2 separate regions of the Homo sapiens genome follow, and region 2 is linked to region 1. The links are chromatin contacts, found by Hi-C in ENCODE. All regions are on one chromosome and are shown on one strand. The core of a region is the stretch at or near the end of the contact, and the rest is flanking DNA. Distances in the headings are between cores, read along the strand shown.

Region 1 (5,773 bases), core at 1,109-3,608:
TATTGTTTTTTACTATTAAGATTTATGTTTATTTATTTTGAAAAGCAGTTTTCACATTGAATGGTCTAGGTTTAGATGCATGCCTAGAGCTAACAGGTGGGAAAAAGAAGAGAGATTTAGTTTTTGCTGTCTTCCCCAGTCTCCTCCTACACGGTTACCAGTGCTATTTAGCCTTTCAGTAGCTGCTCAAGGAATACACAATTAAATCCCCAGTGTCCACCCCCATAGGTCATACATGATTTGTATGATGTCCACAGTACCCACCAGCACAATTTCCTCTGCTACTCATACCCTCTTTGGGTCTCAAAAATTCCTAATAATTGCGTGCAATTCCCAGACTTACTACTAAACTGTATTATGTCTCACTGTTTTCCCACAAGCTGTTTTCTATGCCTAGACTGTCTTCTCCGATCTCATTATGTGCTCCTGGCAACCTTTGACTTCTGTTCCCGGAGCAAATGTTTTCTCCTTTGGGCAGTTTTCATTCACCCCTCCCGAATTCCCTACTACTTTCATTCCTTCAACCAATGAATATTGAGACTTCAAGTACAACTTCTATGATTACACAAATTACAATCAGTTGCAATCATTTATCTCTAAGCTAGTCTCCTCTAGATTCTTGATTACTTGAGAGCGTTTCTTTCCCTCCTCTTATTCCTCAGCCCCTAACACGGAGCCTGGCACGAGGGCAAGGGCTGGCCAAAAGCAAAAGACTCATCTGCTGCTGGGACACCAGGAAGCCAATCTGCATTGATTTTCCTTTCGGGCATTTCAAAGACAATTTGGTTTATAAAGTTGAGAATGAAGCCTCTAGCAAGAGCAGGCGAATTCCCCAGAGGGTTCGGTCTACAGAATCGCCAACGCCCCCGCCGATTACTCATCCGTGACTCCAGCGGCGTCTCAACCACCACCTCCAGAAAAAACGCGCCAAAATGTTTTACAACTGCCTCCTCCCACGCTTCAATGCAGACCAACTTCCCAAGCAGGGGGCGAGGGCTTGATTCCGAGCCAAGGAAAGGAAAGCTCTAGACTAGAAGTCACACTCCCTAGGGTCCCCTCGGAATCGCTCAGCTATAAGCAGTCTCCCACTTAATGTCTTGACGCCCACCCACCTCCAACCAGCTACCTATCGACCAAGCCTTCACTTGGACAGGCAACAATAAGCTGAAATTCCCGGGAAAACGATTACGTACTTGGCTGAAGAACAAGAAAGAAATAGATCCCTTCCCCATAGTCAGTTCGGCATCTCGACCCTGCAGTGGGACTGGCCGGGCAAAGTTATGAAGCTTGGACTTTATAAGTTCCCAGTGAAAAGCCGGAGCTCCCTAGAGAGTCGCGGGGATAGATGGTCCCGTGTCTTTCACCCACCATTTCTCCCCCCAGCTTCCCAGGCTACTCCGCGGCCTCCCAACCTCCTGGTCGCGAGTCCCAGCAGCTGGCACTCTTCCAATGCCCTGGGCGTGCCCTTACAGGCTGCCAGGGCGGACAGCCCCAAGCCTGCTTAGCCCCTTGCATCAGGACTTGGATCTGATGCTGCCATATTGAAAAGAAGGCAACAGCCGGCTCCTGACGCAGACCGCCTCAGTCCCGGGGGATGGAGCGCACTGCTTCTCCCGGGGGCGCTTGGTTGGTAAGAGCTTGAGTGTATCTCAAGTTCCCTGAACAAGCGTGGAGGGATTTTTCTTCCAAACCGCGCGGGAACGGATTTCAATTCTAGAGCGGCCAACAGTAAGCATAAGCCCTACCCAGCTGCAGCGGCTTCCTTCTGCTTGGCTGCGCCCAGCCTAAACAGTAAATAATGCAAGCTTTCTCTCTCTCCAAGCGCGACAGGGGCGAGGGCTGGAGCAGCTCCTTGCTCTTTGCTACTCTGGGCTCTGGAGAGTGCAACCTGGGGCTCCCACTTGGAAGACCGCGCTCCAGTCCCGCCAGTCCCCTGGGGCCCCAGAAAGTTTCTTGAAAGTGGAAACTCTTACCTGACCCAAAAGGTCATAGCCCAGCTCCTCGGCGATGGCCGAGGCTGCTTCCGGGCCCCCGGGGATCTCCGCTGCCCATTCATTGACAAATTGCCTTTTCGCTTTTGCACTGTTCAGTGCACACCAAGCGCAAAAGAGGACGAAAGCAGTGCACTGCAGACTCCAGGCTCTTCGCTCCATAGCTCACACACTCGCTTGAACAAGAGTGGGAAGGGAAGAGGAAAAAGAAGCAAGATAGGAGAAAAGCCAGACAGACTCCCCCTTCCCACCCTCGGGCTCTAGACCACTCCTGGCTCCTGGTTGCTCTGCGAAGAGCTAGGAGGCGCGAGAGGAGAGGCTGGGCGGCGGCGAGCGCTCAGTGAAGCGCTTCGGTCTCCAGGCTGAGTGGAGCCCCAGCCCTTCCCAGCCAGAATGGAAATGAGTGTTTACACGTCAAATCGACGAAAGCCATCTCTTGACGTCAGATCTACCTGGACTAAGATCCGAATGGTATTCCCGGCGGGGCGGAGAAGCGGCTAAAATAAGCAGCCAGGGATTAGGAAAAGGAAGGAACTGTTTGCTGGGATCAGTTAAGTCTGCTCCTTGTCTGCCCATAAATTCTGTACCGTGAGAAACATTTTCACTTTTCAAAGAGAAGTGCCCCACTTGAACATAACTACCAAGAATCAAAGGCTGGGAGTGCTTTCCCTCCCTTCCATCCATTTTCTCTGTATTTACTTTATTATCTCATGTGTGTGGCGGGGAGGGGGGGAGGCTATAGGATTCTTATAATGGCCCTTTGGGCATCAGCACCTGCTATGAAGAACAAGGCTCTTAGGTCTTTCAAAGAGAGAGGCTAGGAGAGTAAGGAGAAGAAGGGAAGCTACTACTGTCCCAATTCTGTTCTAAATTGTCTGAGAAAATTAGCATGTCTATGTTAAAGCAATACTATTAAAAATGAATTTTTAACCATTCAAGCCACCTTAGTTTACAAGTTTACTTCCCTCCTCCCCTTTGTTTCTCAACCTCAGTAAAACAATATCAGTAGTTATACTCCGATATTGCAAAGCCAGCGCCACCACCACCTTTTAGGGTGTTTATCAGTAAAATGATTAATCATGTGATTTTAAAAAAACATATTTTTAAGAATTCGTCAACAAGGGGATCTAGGATCCCAAAAGCTGTTGTGTTGATTCAGGGAGGGAAAGAGCAGTTTTTATTTACCTCGACTTTCCATTGTGCCTCAGTAGAGCTCTTCACTTTGGTGCTGAGCTGGAGCTGTGCCATTACTTTCCCATAAAATGCACAATGCCTCTTTGTGGAAAAATGGTTTCCTGTGGGAGGAGAGCAAGGAAACATCTAAATGAATTCTCCACCCCTCACCCTAGGGAAGTGAGTTCAGTCTCCCATGGTGGAGCCTATTCGAACCCTGAGGGATTGAACCTGGCGGGAGATACCAGTGCCTAGTATTCAGCACCGAGGTCTGGACAGCGACACACGCAGGACTGCCGCAGGAGCTGCTCTCTCTTCTGAGCACCAAAGACCTCCACCCTTCTGCAGCTGGCCAGCACCAAGCTGTTTTCCTTTTGATATGTGCATTTCCCTCTTTTGAACAGCAAAATAGGAAATTGGCCGCAGGGGGGAGTGTGGTTAGGTTCATGATCGTGACAACTTGTGTCCAGCTCTTGGGAACGTGTTGGACTCAGGCCAAAAGTAAAATCGCCGGGAGGTGGAATTGAGAGAGTATGCTGCACCTGGGAAGTTTGTTTTTTTTTTTGTTGTTGTTGTTGTTGTTTTTTAAAGCTCAACCGCCCGAGGGCGCGATCTATGCTGTAGAAATAGAAGAAAGGGGAGAAGGTTGGAAAGAAAGCATATAAACAAGTGGAGAAAGGAAGCAAGAGATGTTCCTTACAAGAAGCAAATGAGACAAGACTTGGTGGAGGATCAGGCTCTGTAGTGCTAATTTTTCATTTGCCTCCACGTTTGCAGAAATGTGCACTACATAATTTCTTTAAACATAAAGCATCTTTACAAAATCAAATGCCAATGTTAATAAGCCATGTGACATGGTTAAGTGTTTTACAATAATGTAACTCACATGAGATGAAATGGAATGGGCTCCGATTGATAGCTTTGTTGTCTGTTCTGTAAATCCACATGTGTGAATGTTGATGGCTGGGTAAGCTGTCTTCTTTTCCCTTCACACCTCGGCCTGAGTTGTGGCCTCAAGCTCTCAAGGGTGTTTCATTCTCACAGCAGACAGACACTAACTGTGCACTAGCAAGGCAAGAGAAGCCCAGGGCAAATGTTTTATAACGGTAGATGTGTCAGAGGAGGAACATATTTGTCCCTTTCTTATTATTGTTCAAGTAAATCAGTTTGGCAGAGTGTTGGCAATAGGGTCCGTGTCTCTCTCATTAATGAGGCATTTGTCTTAAATGGAGCACCATAGAAGCCTGGAATAAACATTTGGTTTATATACCTAACAGGGCCAAGTAAACTCTCACAAAAAGAAGATAATATCCTCATCCACACAATACAGATATCAGTAAGTTAATCTGCTATTGTCTGATTTTTATCCTATGAACCTCTTTGCCAGAACTTCTGGCATGCAGAAGAAATAAATTTCTGCCAAGACTAGAGGTGCAAGTAGATTTAGAATCCATTTTAACTTTTTGTTTCAAGGGCTAGTCCTACCCTGATTTGTAGATCATGGTAGTGACCTCCAGGCCCATCAGTGTTATATTTCGTATTATAAATTGGAAGAGCCAATTATCACCCTTAAGTTGGTTTTAATAGCATTTGATTCATGTGATTAATTTATATAGAAAACCGGATACTCCAGAAATTAAGAGGACGTGTTTCCATTATAAGTTATCAAGTGATTGCCATGCCTTTCATGATGCTCACAACTGCCCAGTGATACAGCTAAGCATTCATTAAGGTTTCTTGGAGAGTAAAAGAAGCTATTAAGAGCAGGAAGTAAGAATATGCTCAAAGGAGATCTATAGATCACCATATCTCTTTAGTCTTAGGAAACAAATGTTTTAAACATTTTGTTACTACGAAATAAAACATATACCCTTGGGCATACTAAACAATGTACCCAATATTTATCACAAAGTGGACACAGTGTAACCATTTGGGCCAAGAAAAACATTTCTAGACCCACAGAATAACAGAATAATATTCCTAGATCTTCAAGAGATGTTAAAGAATGGGTAAGGAAATAATGTAGGTTTAACATTTTCCAGTTATCATGTAGACTTGCCTGTTTGCTATGGGTAACATTAACTGCACATTAACTCAAAGGTGTAACAAATTAGTCTGTAATTAAACTAGAAGATTTTTGGTAGCAGAACACATTATAGGGGCAAACCTACCTATAGCAGTGTTTTCCAACATAGAAAATAACAATATTTGTGTGGCACACTGGGGTAAACTGGAGGAAATTTGAAGACATCTGTATGGAGCTGGGTGAAGAGATTCATAACATTTTCTTTACATGATACAATTATGATAACAAAATAAAATATAACATTTTGGGCAATACATTAAATTGCATATTAATAACTTTAAATTGAGAAATCTGAATATGCTTTCACCAATATAAGTTTTTATCTGAAGTTTTATGCTTAAAAAGGCTATATATCATTTCTAATTAAAACATTTTAATGACAAATGATCTTTTTATATTCTTAATAGCTGCTGTCAATGAAACTTTTTTGCAAAATTCTATTTTAAATAATATAGCCGTCTTTATTTTCTTGACATATTTATCATTGGAGTTCTATATGAAAATGCCTATAGATTCAGAATCC
Region 2 (5,773 bases), core at 1,817-4,316, 650 kb before region 1:
TGTCCATAGGAGATTGGTTCCAAGGACCTCCTGCAGATACCCAGATCCGCTACGCTCAAGTTCGTGATATTAAATGGCTTAGTATTTGCATGTAACCTATGAGTATCCTCCTGCATACTGAAAATCATCTCTAGATTACTTACAATACCTAATACAATGTAAATGTTATATAAATAGTTGTTATACTGTATTGTTTAGGGAATAATGACAATTTTTTAAAAACTTTGTATATGTTCAATACAGTTGCAGGGTTTTTTTTTTTTTCTGAATATTTTCCACTCTCTGTTGGTTCGATCTGTGGATGTGGAACCCATGGATTCGGAGAGCTAACTGTACTGAGTGTTTTGTTGCTGGGTTTTGCAACTCTGTTATAACCACATTATCAACAATTTCTGTTAAAATTTCAAGGTTACTTATCAAATTCTACCCCCATCAACTATCTACTTGGTATTTTTTGGTAGATCTTAAATCCCTGTGCTTAACCCAAGTGATAGATCATCCAGTTTATTTAAGTCATGCTTCTAATTTTTAAAAATATAGTGCCCTATTTATCTTTAACATTTTAAAACCTTACAATTACAAGTCAAATGGCATGACCTGTTTGTATTCTTTATTAACTGCTGTATACAAATACAGCCAGCTTGCTTTAATTATGGAAACTGGTCCTTCCCGGTGGAGGGACACTGTCCCAGTGAGGCGAGGAGGGGAGTGTGCCTGCCAGGAGGTGAGTGTTGACTGGGTGGGAGGGCTTCCCAAGTTACTTCCCTGCTCCTCAGGTAGGTGTGGCTGTGCAAATGGCAGTGCCGAGCAGTAGGCTCAGAGCTGGCAGTGCCAGGTGTTGCCTATAGATCCTGAGTGATTATTGGCTTTGGAAAAAGCCACTGGGCTTAGATGTAACTCTTTTCTTCTTTCCTGAGACAGGAGATGTTGTGCTTGGATTTAAAAGGGATGAAGAACCCAATAATTGTAAATGCTTTAGAGAAGACTATATATCCCTGATGAGTATGAGATTTTAGAGATGTGTGGGTAAACTCTTGGGCAGGGCTGAGTGGCTTGGTTTGGTTGGAGAGTTACTTCCTGGAATGCGACAGCTTTGTCACTCACACTGGCTGTGGTGTCTTCTACGAAAGTAAAAACTGCTCCAAAGCAGAGGTAGCTTTGTCTTCCTCCTCTTTGTGTCTTCAATTCCAAATGCAATGATTGGCACATGCTGATTCTCGGTAATAATCTGTTGAAGTGATCCAGGCTGAACTGAAGGCTGGCAGTGTGTATTCGTGGTTTTCTAAGGTGGTGGAAGTAGAGAGCCCTGGCCACTCACGGCCCTATCCAGCGCTGCCTTTGTGTGGTGCAGCAGTAGCTAGAGAGCCTAGCAAGCTTTTCCTAGAGAGTTAATTCAGTTCGGTGAGTTCAGTGAGCAGTATGGGCTGAGAGAGCCCTCAAAATTCAACGTAGCACTGGCTCTCCCAGCAGCAGGCATTGTTCAGGTGAGACAGAATGGTTGCCTGAGGAAGTAGTGTGCTGGGGAGACTGCAGGGATTAAGGTCATCCTCTTCCAGATTTTCATTAAGTCTGAAATGCTCTCCTTGGCTCCACAAGAGATCCTCTTGCTATTCCTACTGTGGTGTACGGACAGCTTATGGTTTACTTCTTACAGTTTCCTGTTTCAGATAAGGGGAAGCATGGCCAAGATGGTTCTGTGAGTCAGGCCCAGAAGGGTAATGGGGTTGTTTTCTTGGGAGGCACATGGGCACGGGTAGTATTATTAATATTTCAAGCCAATTGGAAAGGATTGATGTTTCATTATAAAAATATGAAGCAAAATACTTCATTTCAGTGTTTCTATTTCTGGAAATACAAACTAAGTAACAAATTGTTGTCTTGACTTGCAAATTGTTGGTTTCAAGGTCAACATCTGAACTTTCTTTATTGCTCCCTTTAAAATTAAGAAGTTTCTGGATTAATGGTAGTTATCACTCCCAAATTCAGATTCTGCATATCAGCCTAGCTGTCCCTAATGTGGTAGTCTAATTAGAAGGAAAATTGCTGGAATAACCCTGCAGGTTTATCTCACTTGTTTCTTGTTTCCCTTTTGAACCTTTCAGGTACGACAGTGCCAGCCCACAGGGCCATCCTGGTGGCCCGTTGTGAAGTGATGGCAGCCATGTTTAATGGTAATTACATGGAAGCAAAGAGTGTCCTGATTCCCGTTTATGGTGTTTCCAAAGAGACTTTCTTGTCATTTTTAGAATACCTGTACACAGACTCCTGCTGCCCAGGTTAGCAATACAAATGTTGATAGTATCTCAGAATTCTTTCTTTCCTTGCCACCCATTTTGTTAAATTGCACTCTGTGGAATCTATTTTCATTTAAGATTTATTAGTTGACATCACGGAATGTACTAAGCAATTAGAGGTGGTGCTGGAACAACAATGAATTTTCATTCAGTTCAAGTGGAAGTGCAGTGATTGGGTGCCTTTTATGGGTCTCCGACGCCGGCACAAGTTCACATGTCCCAGCCAGCACCTACAGCATGGGGATCACTGTAGGCAACTAGAAATGGAGGTGTCTTGTGGTACCCATGGCTACCGTAATTCTAGAGATCGGGGCAGATTGTTACTTGGAGCGCTGTCTCTTCCACAAGAAGAGGAGGGTTGCGCAACTGCTTTGATGTCTGTGACTTCTGATTGGGGCACTTTTAAGGACTTTCAATATTCTGAGACTTTTTTGGTCTTCCTTCTGCCCAGAGGATGTGGGATTTGTAAAGGCCTCCTTCTGACTTCTGCTAAAGTCAGAAACTCCTCAAACTGACTTCTCTGAAAACTTTTCTTGAGATGTTTAGAATACCCAGTGGACTGTAGGATTCATTTCCAAATTCACTGACCAAGGACTATCTTTGACCAGGAACCAAACATCTGTGACAGCTCTAGGTTGGAACAGATCCAGCAGGGTTCTTCTAGCTGGAGGCACTTGAAGAAATAGCAAAATTTTTTCTACAGGCCTGGAGCCTTGCTTGGGATGCTGGCAGGGAAGCCCTCTGTGAGTAGTCTTCAGCCTTTGGCCACCAGATGGCTCCCACCACAAGCACAACTAGATTCGGCCCCGTGGAGCTCAGTTCAGGAGCCTGAGACCTTGATTAGAGAACCTGGTCAGGCACCCTAATAAACATAAAAAGCAAACACACATTTCAAGCCAGACCTCTCTTCAGATTCACTGCTTTAATTTTTAGAATGGAAAGGTTTCTTACACTGGGTATTGAAATAAGTTTTAAACAAGTCATGAGCCCTCTAGTGAAAGATTTTAGAAGTTCAAAAAGAAGCAAATGTATTTGTGTTGATTAAATTAATTCTGGGCTTGCAGCTTTCTGTAGAGTATTTTGGAGCCAGTTGCAGTTGTTTCTGTCAGTGTTAAAGACTGACTTACGGCCAGGTGCCGTAGCTCATGCCTGTAATCTGAGCACTTTGGAAGGCTGAGGTGAGCAGATCACCTGAAGTCAGTTCAAAAACAGCCTGACCAACATGGTGAAACCCCGTCTCTACTAAAAATACAAAAATTAGCTGGGCATGGTGACGTGTGCCTGTAATCCCAGCTACACGGGAGGCAGAGGCAGGAGAATCGCTTGAACCTGTGAGGCAGAGGTTGCAGTGAGCCAAGATGGCGCCACCACACTCAAGCTTGGGTGACCGAGTGAGACTCCGTCTCAAAAAAAGACTTAGTATTTTTGCCTAATAAAAATGAAAGCATTTGTTCTTTTTGGAAATAAAGCTTATTGTTTATTATTTCATTGTTGGCAAATCTGTATATTAAATTTACAAATTGACCAGATTTGGAGTAATAGGAAAATTTGATTTTCAGTCATCCTCTCACTCAAGTAATTGAAGCTGCTAATATTAAGTTTTACCTTGCTAATTAGAAAATATTACAGAGGAAAGCAGTAATAATGATAGGATTTTTAAAAATTGGCAAAAGTGTGTTAGGGAAAAATGAGTCAAAATGAATAATCAAAAAGTTAAGCCAGATACTGGAATCTGTGCATTGGGAAGATCACAGAAGACAGGTAATGTTATTATGTTAAATATTCACCATACACAGTGTTCTTGGTTCCATAGCTACAAAAGAATGTAAGAATGTAAGGAGGGATAAGAACGAGAATTACATGAAAAACCAGATTTCTAGGGAAGTATTGAAAAAACCCCCAGCCAAATTGGGTGGTTGCCAGGGGCTGGGGAAAGGGGGAAACAGGGAGTTAGTGTTTATTGGGTACAGAGTTTCAGTTTGGGAAGAAGAAACATGTTCTGGAGATGGTGGTGGTGATGACTGCACAGCAGTGTGAATGTACTTCATGCCAATGAATCATATACTTAAAAGTGGTTAAAATGGGCCGGATGTGGCGGCTCATGCCTGTAATCCCAGCACTTTGGAAGGCCGAGGCAGGTGGATCACAAGGTCAGGAGATCGAGACCATCCTGGCTAACACGGTGAAACCCCGTCTTTACAAAAAATACAAAAAAAATTAGCCGGGCGTGGTGGTGGGCGCCTGTGCTCCCAGCTCCTCAGGAGGCTGAGGCAGGAGAATGGCGTGAACCCAGGAGGAGGAGCTTGCAGTGAGCCAAGATCGCACCACTGCATTCCAGCCTGGACGACAGAGTGAGACTCCATCTCAAAAAAAAAAAAAAAAAAAAAAAAAGGTTAAAATGGTAAATTTCATGTTATGTTTATTTTATCATAATAAAAACAAAACAACAAACCAACCAACCAACCTGAAGACTAATGTCAAGAAAAAAAAATGGCAAGGATCTAGTTTAGCTAACGGAAAGATTTACCAGATAGTCCTGGAATTAATTTTTAAGGGCAATTATAGAATCACCTTTTCTGAAGAATTAAAAAAAAATAGATTCACTTCTGAGTATGAAGGCTTGGATTCTTTTTATTTTTACTTTTTTATTTTATTTATTTATTTTTATTTTATTTTATTTTTATTTTTATTTTTTTGAGATGGAGTATTGCTCTATTGCCCAGGCTGCAGTGCAGTGGCATGATCTCCGCTCACTGCAACCTTCGCCTCCCAGGTTTTAGTGATTTTCCTGCCTCAGCCTCCCCAGTAGCTGGGACTACAGGCGCCCGCCACCACACCTGGCTAATTTTTTTTTATTTTTAGTAGAGATGAGGTTTCACCATGTCCGCCAGGATGGACTTGATTTCTTGACCTCGTGATCCGCCCACCTCGGCCTCCCCAAGTGCTGGGATTACAGGTGTGAGCCACTGCGCCGGCCCTTCTTTTTAAAATGGAATAATAGGCCGGGTGTGATGGCTCACATCTGTTATCCCAGCACTTTGGGAGGCCAAAGTAGGAGGATCATTTGAGCTCAGGAGTTCAAGACCAGCCTGGGCAACATAGTGAGACCTGTCTCTACAAAAAAAAAAAAAAAAAAAAAAAAGAAGAAGAAGAAAGGAAAGAAAAAAAAGATAAAATGGAATAAAAGTGCAGAATGCTGACTCCCTCGAGGCTTTTCCTAACCATTCTATTCTATGGTGGATGCTACGGTCAGCATGTTTTTTTAATTGTTGTTTTTTGTTGGTGGGGGGTGTTTAGATCATTAAAGAAATGGTTTCATCATCCACTTTCTCTCATGTCCCTTTTCTCATCAGCTGGCATATTCCAGGCCATGTGTCTCCTGATCTGTGCCGAGATGTACCAAGTGTCCAGACTGCAGCACATCTGTGAGCTGTTCATCATTACCCAGCTGCAGAGCATGCCAAGCAGGGAACTGGCAT

Evidence for each region. Hi-C counts contacts between places; a loop is a spot of excess contacts on that map. Pooled maps may share reads with other maps.
Region 2: a loop to region 1 is called in a pooled map, with 3 times the contacts of the local background. The contact joins the enhancer-like site here to the promoter of PCSK1 in region 1. A Hi-C loop is called at or near these places in 2 of 37 single-sample maps with no recorded cell type and 4 of 50 pooled maps.

The regions. Positions count from the first base shown.
Region 1 is chr5:96,430,890-96,436,662 of GRCh38, forward strand. It overlaps PCSK1 (proprotein convertase subtilisin/kexin type 1), which reads right to left and starts at 2,359. Exons shown (of 14, transcript NM_000439.5): 1 at 1,974-2,359. The coding sequence starts at 2,153. The region is part of intron 4 of LOC101929710 (a long non-coding RNA gene); the gene reads left to right. It also overlaps a transcript of CAST not described here and the pseudogene LOC102724070. RefSeq lists silencers at 3,236-3,530, 3,392-3,511.
Region 2 is chr5:95,778,150-95,783,922 of GRCh38, forward strand. RHOBTB3 (Rho related BTB domain containing 3) reads left to right here. Exons shown (of 12, transcript NM_014899.4): 9 at 2,103-2,276; 10 at 5,648-5,773. Among named protein-coding and RNA genes, the nearest start is that of GLRX, 42 kb to the right of the region's middle. RefSeq lists an enhancer at 3,096-3,145. Within about 2 kb of position 3,067, at least 23 of the 41 ENCODE cell types and tissues checked have a DNase peak (open chromatin) inside an H3K27ac peak, as active enhancers do.